Regions from separate parts of the Homo sapiens genome. Here region 1 is linked to region 2. Evidence: chromatin loops called from intact Hi-C (ENCODE). Cell type or tissue: mammary epithelial cell. All regions are shown on one strand.

Evidence for each region. A loop is a pair of places that touch in the nucleus more often than their neighbours do. Peaks named below come from ENCODE experiments on the same cell type or tissue, not always from the same donor. Only the 100,000 strongest peaks of a DNase experiment are listed, where the experiment ranks them.
Region 1: it touches region 2 in a loop (4-fold over the local background); 1 of 110 quality-filtered maps calls a loop at or near these places.

Annotation. Positions count from the first base shown.
Region 1 is chr10:69,859,307-69,864,306 of GRCh38, forward strand. All of the region lies in intron 2 of COL13A1 (collagen type XIII alpha 1 chain), which reads left to right. Among named protein-coding and RNA genes, the nearest start is that of COL13A1, 60 kb to the left of the region's middle. RefSeq lists an enhancer at 1,245-1,950. In mammary epithelial cell, a CTCF peak has its summit at 2,344 (motif pointing right); DNase peaks (open chromatin) are centred at 2,385 and 4,505; H3K27ac peaks cover 2,481 bases.
Region 2 is chr10:69,636,897-69,641,896 of GRCh38, forward strand. No RefSeq gene overlaps it. Among named protein-coding and RNA genes, the nearest start is that of FAM241B, 9.2 kb to the left of the region's middle. In mammary epithelial cell, CTCF peaks have their summits at 238 (motif pointing left), 2,522 (motif pointing left) and 3,233; DNase peaks (open chromatin) are centred at 2,645, 3,355 and 3,605; H3K27ac peaks cover 907 bases.

The DNA.
Region 1 (5,000 bases), 220 kb after region 2:
CTTTAAAATCAAAAAGCTCATCATTCAGAGATACAGGCCTGGTTGTCAAAGCAAGACCTATGAAGCCTGCAGCCCCTCCCAGGCCTCTGAGGGGTGGCATTCGACATGAGTCTGACCTGAGCTGTGACCCTTCCCCAGCCCCTCTTCTCTGCTCCTCCGGCAGTCGCCGGGCAGGGCACTGGCCAGCAGAGCCATGATGTGACGTTTGAGCTTCCCCAGGCAGGGCCTTGCACAGGAACACTGGCGAGATCCGGTGTCAGGAAGAAGTCCCAGGTCATAGGTGTGATGCCCAGAGACTTGTCTTCCTTCAGGGACCTGAGTGACCCCTCAATGGAAGAAAGCAGCCCTGGCTTGGGACTCAAGGGCTGGGGCTGGAGGTCAAGGGTCTCGTCAGGACCACTTGCCCCTCCCAGTCCAGTCGCAGGTCACAAGGCCCAGAGCCACAGGCAGGGGAGCTGCCCAGAGGGCTGCAGCCGGAGGAGACTGGAGTTTGGGAATTCTGTGCGAGCTTCCAGACAGCACATTTCCTTTCTGCATCTCAGTCCCTCACTCAGAAAATGGGGCTGCTGACTCCTACTCCAGCCTTTCAGGGCTGTTTTGTGGCTCAAATGGGAAAAGGTAAAACAAAGCCCTGAGAAGGAAGAAGGACTGAATGTCAGCCACAGAGTGCCCCCAGACAGGAGCTTGCTTCTGAGTAGAGACCAACGTGGGGCCAGCCTCACCCCAGGACCAGCGGGACACCCACCTCTAAGCTGGACGGAAGGCAGAGTCAGGGGGTCTGTACCTGGTGGGCAGCGTGGGGGCTGCAGTCTCACTCTGGGGTTCCCGGCCTCAGTCTGCAGGAAGCAGTAGACGCAGTGACCAGCAGATGAGCCCTGCTCCAGGGAAAAGCTGCCACAGCCCCCAGCCTCAGGACGAAGTGTCAGGGTACTTGGATGGGGCGGTCTCCTGAGCTAGAAAAGAAGCCCTCAAGGTCAGGGACAGCGGGTGACCTTTACAGCCTTCTGCACAGCAGCCATGCATAGCTGGTGTTGAGCAGGTGTTGAAAGCGGGCATGAGGGAGACACAGCTCCAGTGTGCCAAGATACAATCTTCTTTACCCCCTCATACCGCACTGAGCCGTGCTTCCAAGCACCTGCCTTCTGCTGAAGAATGAGAAAAATAATTCTGAGGAACTCAGCCACTTCCTGCTCAACCCTTAGCCTTTCAGGTTCTCATCAGCTGTCGAGACACCATTTCCCTCTCTCCCTTTCATTCACCCAGAATTACAGCTGGGTGGGGGAGGGGCACGGGGGTGGCCTGGCGCCATCTTCTGTCGGGTTGTCGTTCCTCTTGCCAGGGGCTGGGCATCACCCTCCATCCCCCTGGGCAGAACCTGCAGCCAGGTCCCCCATGCCCTCCTTGCCTGTGGCCTTCTGCGGCCATTTTCCTGAGCCCCAGGCTGCTATCCCCCATTCCAAGGGATGTGGGACTCTGGCATCAAGGGAGCTGCAGGGATGGTAAGGGGATCTCCTGTCCCTCTGCCTGCTCAAACTGTCTCACCAGAGCCATCTCCACGAGGGCTCCAGGCCCCAGGCATATACCCTTACCCATTGCTAGCTAGGCTGGCGAACGGCTTCCCTGGAAACACAGGACTGCATCGGGAAGGAGAGGAGGCTGGAGGAACTTTAAGGTTTTGTTGGGAGGAGAAAGGGAGAATGGACGCAGAGGAGGTAACCAAGAAAGTCTGCTACTTAGGCACACCCTCCTGCGTCCACAGAGAGGAGTAACCCCGGCTGCTGGGCATCTGAGCCTCCCCCGTCCCACCAGCCCTCAGGCACTTGCCAAACAATGCAAGGAGCAAGGAAGTGAAGGGGGCACCTCCAGATTGAAAGCAGGGGTTAGCCAAGGGCAGAGTGTCAAGAAGCCCCTGGAGCCAGACCAAGTGCCCCGCCAGGCTGCCAGGTGTGAAGTCCACTTCCATGGAGTTTACAGGAAGGTGGCCACTCAGGTTGCTGTCAGGTGGCTCCAGGGGTGGCAGTGGCATAGCTAGTAGTATGGAGTCCTCTGGGGACCTCCTGGGGCCAGGGCATGAACTAAGCTGGAGGGGATCTTACTGGCTCCTGTCCCTTCCTTGCTCGTACATTCCAGTCTCTCTGCCAACCTTAACAGCTGAATGGGGATGGGATAGAGAGCTGCAATCAATGCTAGTCCCCATGCCTGGTATGAGATGTGTCTGGGGAGTCCAGGACACCCAGCCTCTCCACCTCCGTCTCTGCCACTCCCCAAGGCTAGACTCAGTCCTGCCTGATTAGTTAGAAAAGGGTCCTCCTGCTTCGTCTACTTGCTTCCCCTGAGTCTCACCTCCAGGTGGCTCTAGTTTCCAGGATGACTAATAGGTTCCATATCATGTGCCAATTTCTGCTGATTGATAGTGGCTGTGTTGCAAAGAATTGTGAAACCTTGTCTAGGCTCATTAAGGAGCTGTGATTGATTATCAGTGTCAGCCATGAGTGCAGGCACAGAGACTGTAGGTGTGTGTGATTTAAACTGCTGCCCACTTCTCCCAGGACCTGTTATACCCCATCAACCTGGGCTGGAAAGGTCTGGGGGTGTCTTGTGGCCGAGAGATGTCATCATAGGACAGATGTGAGCTGTGGCGTGCTGGCAAACGCTTAAGAAGTGGCTCTTGGGGTAAGGTGGGGCTGCTTTGTAGCTTTTGCCAATTTCTGTGGTGTGAATACTCCCACCATGGCCAATTTCCAGCTGCCAGTGTGAAGTCACTGGGCGCCAAGTTAGGAAGAGATGCCCACAGTTGGCTCTTGCAAGACTGCACAAGTTGGCTCTGAGTAGTCAGACATTTTTCCTAAGAAATGTAAAGCTTCTCAAAGCTTTGCTAATGGTGGGCTGTTCTGTGAATAGCACTAGACCAGGATTCAGGATCATTTACCAGCCATGAATAATAGGCAAGTTGCACCCTTCTCAGAGCCTCAGTTTTCTCATCTATAAAATGGGAGTTGGGTTGTGGTGAACTGTGATATAAGGAAGTGCTTTATCAGTCACAAAGCATGATTTGTCAACCATGCTCCCGGGACATCAAATAAATTCAGTTGGTCTACCCAGAAATCTGCCTCAGGCTTCCCTAGAAACTCAGGGTTTGGGCCATAGGGCTGTACGTGACAGGGCTTGAGTGTTCTCTTTGAAGTTAACCCCAGAAGACACAGGCTGCCTTAAAGCTCACCGGTGTCCCTTCACAGGCCAGTGAAGGGACTGCCTTAAAGCTCACCAGTGTCCCTTCACAAATTGCTTTTCATGGTTTTTAAAGTTACTCATGTTTCCCTTCTTCACTGCTCTTTGAGGCAGAGGCTGTTCCTTTTATTTCTCCATGTGCCTCCTTCAAGCTTCGGGGGCCCATGGTCCCGGGAGGCAGGCAGACCTGGGGCCAAGTACCAGCCCAGTGATGCATGTGTTCTGCAGCCTTGAACGCACCATAAACTCTCTGGGCCTCAGGTTTTTCATCTGTAGAGTGGGAACAATAACCAACAATACTTCACTGGGTCATTGGGCAGACCGAGTGAAATAAGGGTCTTAGCATAGCGTCAGGCACAGAGTACATACTCTGTAGATGAATAACAGACAAATTACTATTTGTCCGAATGAGGTCTTGGGTGGAGGTGGAACAGGCCAAACTGTAGAAGAATGGGATCCCAAGAGTTGGCAAACCACAGGTCGGTGAGGCCTGGGCCACGGGTAAGGGCGTGCGTCCTAGGGACTGAGGCACGGGAGGAGCCCCGAGGCAGGTCTGGTGCCATTAGTCCAGCATGGGGTTTCTCATCCTTAGCACGATTCACACGTGGACTAGATGAGTCTCTGTGGCAGGAGGCTCTGTGCATTGTCTTTTCAGCAGCATCCCTGGCCCGTACCCACTACAGACCAGTAGAAACTTCCCAGTCGTGAAATCAAAATGTCTCCAGACATTGTCAACTATCCTCTGGGGAGCCAAATTCCCCCGAGCTGAGAACCCCTGCTCCAGCAGGCAGAGTGTAACCAATATCATTAGTCACCCAAGGTCTGAGGGGAGCCCGTGATGCACAGCACCTGTCCTGGCAGAGATGGGTGGGTCGGGCATGTGGCAGAGCTGGTGGCAGGTGGTCAGCTGCAGGCACCAGGAGGCATGGGTGGGGGCTAGGACCCCAGCTTCTAGGAGCCCAGCGGTCAAGCAGGGTCAGAAGATGGTTCAGATGACACTGAACTTGGGAGCACCCTGCCACTCTTGATGCCCCCTGTCCAGGACCAGGACTGGATCCAGCGACTGGGTGGCACCAAGTCCAGGGTCGAGGGGGAGGGGACTTACCTGACCACTTTAGAAGGGGCTGAGGGCCCAGCCGCCCCTTCCACCCCTGAGAACTTCATGACCTCCAGCCAGGAGAACACAGGCTTTGCAGCAAGAGAGACCAAATTCAAATCCAGGCCCTACCATATGGAAATAAAAGTTAAACAATCAACTTAAGCCAGGCATGGTGACTCATGTGTATAATCCCAGCACTTTGGGAGCCCGAGGCAGGCAGATAGCTTGAGCTCAGGAGTTTGAGACCAGCCTGGGCAACATAGTGAAACTCCATCCTTACAAAAAATACAGAAATTAGCCAGGTGTGGTGTGTGGTCTCAGCTACTCGGGAGGCTGAGGTGGGAAGATTGCCTGAGCCCAGGGAGGCTGAGGCTGTAGTGAGCCGTGATTGCACCACTGTACTCCAGCCTGGGCAACGGAGTGAGATACTATCTCAAAAAATAATAATAAATTAAATTAAATTAAATTAAAATTTTTTAACCTTAAGAATCAGATGCCATCATCTAAGAGCAAGGTGACCACCTTAGGCAGGTTGCTTAACCTCTAAGCCTCAGGTTCCAAGTCTATGGAAGGGGTGATAATGCCAACTTCACAAGGTTGTTATAAAGACAAAGTGCGGTGTTATAGTTACCATGCTTAGCACTGTGTCTATGTCTGCCGCATAATGAGCACT
Region 2 (5,000 bases):
TGGCCTCAGTGGCTTCCCAGTCCTGGGTCACAGTCATGGAGATTTAGCTCTCTTCCCTGCATTCCCGAATGCATATTTTCATTGCAAAGTGACAAATCCAGTGATCTCTCAAAGGGTTAAGTGGGGGCAGGGGAGGGAGGCAGCAGAGCTCTGCTGCCAAAACTAGATAGAGAACCTGCAGCCTGCCCAGCCAGTAGGACAAGCAAGCCTACCCCGCCTGGTGCTGCCACCCAGTGCCCAAAAGAGCAGCAAGAGAAAGTTCAAGAAGCAGGTAGAGTGAGAGCTTCAAAGAATTACAAAGGGGGTGTGTATGGAGGGGTGTATGTGTGTGCCTCTGAGCCTCTGGTTTGAGGCTGGGGGCAGGGCTGAAACCAAATGGCTTTAGGGACTCAGAGTTTGGAAGGAGAAGGTTGGAGCTACTTGAGATGAAGCTGGAGGGCCACTGCCCCAAGTGCCCAGGCAGGTGGGGCACAGGGCTGGGAGCCAGGGCTGGTCTGCATTGGCCCAGCGGCCAGCTCCAGTCCCTCTGGTGGGCGGGGGCCCTGCTGGGGGCTGAATGCCTGCTTCCCATTCCCGGCTTCAGCTCTGTTAACCAGAGGCCTTGGCACAACCCAGCATCTCCCTAAACCTCCGTGTCCTCATCTGCACCTCCCACAGTGAGAGGATCAAGTACATTAATTCATGGGAAGCACTTAGCCGTTTCTGGCACAAGTTAGTGCTCAATGTTACTGTATTCACAGAGAAATGGTATTAGGACTCACTTAACATTTTTTTTTTTAACAGCAGCTCACATCTTAAATTAATTTTTTAAAAGGAAGCTTCATATTACTATTGTAAATGGAAAGCCAATACTACTTGCCATTCACAGTAGGTATTCGTACAAATGAATCCAGGACAAAACGAATGATATTCCATTTTAGCTAGTCACTGCCATTGTCCAAGCCCTTAGCCTGATGCCTGCTTTCTTTGTTAAAAAAGTCAGTTTATGAAGATTGGGAGTGGTGCAGAAGCCTCACTGGCCCCTCACTGAGACATTCTCCTCGATGGATTCAGAGGACTGAAGAGAAACAAAGAGGAATGACTTCCTCACCATCCGATTCGGTGCTGTGTTTGTAAATTGCTTATAATCATCTTGTGCACCACCCCAAATCATTTCACTCCCTGGCGGGTAAGAGTACCCCACAACTGCGGGAAACATGGTATGATCTTGAGCAAGCTATTTTAAAAGTCTTACTCTTTGTAAAGTAATGCATTCGTGTGGTTCAGATGATATAATGTACAAATGTATATAGAGAAAAGCCTTTCTCCCTCCTCTGTCCCCATCCATCCATCCCTCCTCCACTCCACTATAACTACTGTTCTTAGTGTCTTCTAAATACTTCCAGAATTTAGTTATGCAAATATGAGCAAACATGAATATACTATTTTTTCTTTTTTTATACAAATAATAGAAAAATTTGACACGTTTTTCTCTGCCTTTTGCATTTTTCACTTAGCAGTGTATCTTGGCACATTTTATATGAGTACATGAAGAGCATTTTCATCCTGCAGTATTTTGGTGTTTGAGTTGTCGACCCTGTCTTGGGCTCACCTGTACCATGGGGGATTGACTCAGTTGACCCTCAGGGCCTTGCAGCTCTGACCCTGAACCAACCCATGGGGTTTTTCCCTGAAATGTGGGGATCTTGACAGAACTGTCTCCCTTTCTCCAGGGCCCAAGGGGAGATATCACAACCTTATAGGGTTTCTCAGTCTCCTTTGCAGTTGGATAGGGTGCAATTTCTGCCCTCATCTGGCTCCTTGAAAAGGCGCAGTGGCCTCACCTGAACACTGCCTCCTGGGTCACACTGCACCCTGAGACGAGCTGAGAGGGACTCCCCACAACCTCTGACAGGCAGGGAGTGACCCCCGCCTGGCCTCCCTCATTCTGGAAAAACAAACAGGCTGGGCTAGACTTCCACGAAGGCCCCTTTCAGCTCTGAGACCGACACCTACCACAGAGGGCCTTGCCCTTAGTAGACGCTTGATGGACTTTGCTGCTGCCTGGCCTGGCATTGCCAACGTCATTGTCCAACACGTTGCTGTCCCCACTTCCTCTAACACCCCATTTTCTTTCTTTTTTAAAAAAAATTAACTTTTCAGTTCAGGGGTACATGTGCAGGTTTATTGTATAGGTAAACTTGTGTCATGGGGGTTTGTTGTACAGATTATTTCATCACCCGGGTATTCAGCCTAGTACCCACTCATTATTTTTCCTGATCCTCTCCCTCCTCTCATACTCCACCCTCTGAAAGGCCCCAATGTGTGTTGTTCCCTTTTATGTGTCCAGTAACACCCCATTTTCATGAACATCTGGATTAAGGAAGTTAAGAAAAGCCTTGAGGAGAGACCAAGACCCCAGCTTTCTTGCTCTGAACTGGGTAATGAACTCTCAATGCCCTTTTGCAGGGACCTGAGGGACCCCCACCACCTTGGTGTGTAGACTGGAAAGGTTGTGAAAGTTGTCTCATGGCGCCACCTGGTGGAATTTTTGGACAGGAGCAGGAACTCCCTCCTGCAAATATACTACAAATGGATTCATCTGCTCTCCTGCTCCCGGTTAGTGCTCACCTCAGCCAGCCCAGGCTTGGTATTACCTTGTATTTTGGAAAGGTTTCTGGTGGAGAGCATGCACAATTCCATTATAATTTCTCATTCACTGTGGTTTCGTCCTGGGTTGAGCCTAGTGCCGGGAACATTCATAAGTTTTGTTTCATTTCATCCTCTCCCAAGCAAAGAAAAATATATGTCCTTCCTTTTTCCCAGAGTAAAGGAATTTATATGTGGCCACAAAGTTGGCAGGCAGCAGATCTGGAGCCTGCCTCGCCAGCCTCCAGCAAACTGAATCTGGGAGCCCTAGGGAGGGTGGAAGGTGGCTGTGGAACCCCCAGGGAGAGGGTTTGTCGCCGGGGTCTAGTCTTGAACCAGACCTTCCAGTATTTGAGTTTTCAGCCTAGGAGACAGAGTGAGAAGTTTTAGACTTGGTGGCCCAGGGTTGCTGTGATCATGTTAGTGGAAGGGGCTTGCTTACTGTTTAAGGCTGCACTCTCTCTAGGTGGGGGTGGCTATGTCTAGCCCAGCCTTACCCAGTGCAGCACCCACCAACGCCTCACACTTGCCTGTCCTTACTCAGAGCCTGGCGCCAGGTGGTTCCCCTCAATGAACGTGATATTTGTGACATGGGGCCCATTGCCTAGCTCTTGTCTTTTTCACTGGAGGCAAGAAGCAGGCGAGTCAGACAGGCTCCCCATTTGGTAGCTTTGGGCAAGTTCCTTACTGTGCCTCATCTGTGAAATGGGGATGACGTGTCATCTAGGGCGGTGTTGAGCTGCAATTGGAAGACGTGTATGCAGTGCCTGGGGTGTAGCGGTGTGCCATGGATGAGGGTTTGTATCAGATCACCTCCTACAGGGCCCATTAGTGAAAATTGTCTGCCCTCAGTCAAGAAAATGTAAAATGCAATTTGCTTTCGAAATTCTGGGAGGAAAAAAAAATAGAAAAATTTCCCAATATGTCTGCTTACCAGTATCATGCAGTGAAGACATCTGCCTCTGAGGCATGGGCCTGTGTGAGCACGCTTGTCAGTCTATGAGGGGGTGTGTTTGTTTTTTCTTTTTTGCAGCTTTGAGCTCAGCTAATCCTGAGAAATCACTTTCTTCTGATGAAGTGGCTAAAATCTGGACGCTGTCAGCAAGGGAACATACAAGCCAACCACAAGTGCCTCCAACAGCGTGTTCCTTTTCCTGTGATAGTTGTTCTCAACCTAGCAACACCACCAGTTCATCTGGGCAGCTTTAAAACATGCAGCCTGGGTTCCAGTTCCAGAGCCATGAGCCAGCCTTCCTCCAGGTGGGAGCTGCCCTGTCCCCGGGGAGCAGGGTTTGTGGCTCCTTCCCTCTCACATGGCAGACTGAGTTTCTGAGGGCAGGGATCATGCTCAGCTCTTTTTTGTATTCCCAGTCCCAGACAGGGGCCCTGGCCCTTTGTCAAAACTTGGGGACTGCTCTGCAAACTGCATGAGAAGGCATGAGGCACTAGCCCAACTAAAGGGAGGAGGGGACCCCAAAAACAGAGCCCATTCTTCCTGCCTTGACTGGGTTGGATCCTGGTGACTTCTCTGTCACCTGTGTACTCAGGGACATTATTCTCAAGTTGTAAGTGCAGGTAGCTCTACCCCGCAGCACGTGTGGGATGAAGAAGGAAGGAAGAAAGAAAGGAGGGAGGCAGGGAGGGAGGGAGGAATGAAAGAACCTAGGTCAATAGTATAAATGTAGCTCTGAGCCGGGGGTCCCAAGGCTCCCTGTGACATCTGCCTGTATCCCAGCCTCTCTTTAAATGAAGAAGCAGCCTTCCTTGAAGACCCACCAGGTGGGAACTGCTGCCCACTCCAGAAGCCTGGGGAGGGTTTCTCTCAAGACTGTGGCATTCGCGCTTCTCTCTCCCTCCTCTGCTGCACTTGCTTTTCCTTGGAGTCAAGTGACAGGTCAGGCCCAGCCCAGGGTGCAGAGGGTGCAGTGACCCTGGGACACATGGATGTTGTGGGAGTGACTCATTGTGGCCTCACAGCTCAGGAAGGGGGTGCATGTGCTGTCTCCTTGCCTCTGCCTTATTCCAGGGGAGTTAGACTCTTGCCTTTTGCTCCCAAGCCCTTGAGAAACCAGGGCTGGATCTACTTGGGATCTAACTACCAGTGCCCTAGTTATGCAGGAGTTAGAAACTGAAATGCCCTCAGGGACCAGATAGGTGCCAGAGAACCGTGAGAAGCAGCTGGGTCCCAGGCACCAGGGAGGGGTGCGGTCTGTGGAGGACTGGGCGGGGCAGACCCCGCTAAAGGCTTCATCGCGCTGCACAGCACGTTGCGGGGTAAGGCTGCCACCACTGCAGCAGGGATATTGGTGCTCCTCCTGGCTCACAGCAGGCCCTGGGGTCTGTGTTCTGGCTCCTCCTCCCCCAGGAGCTGC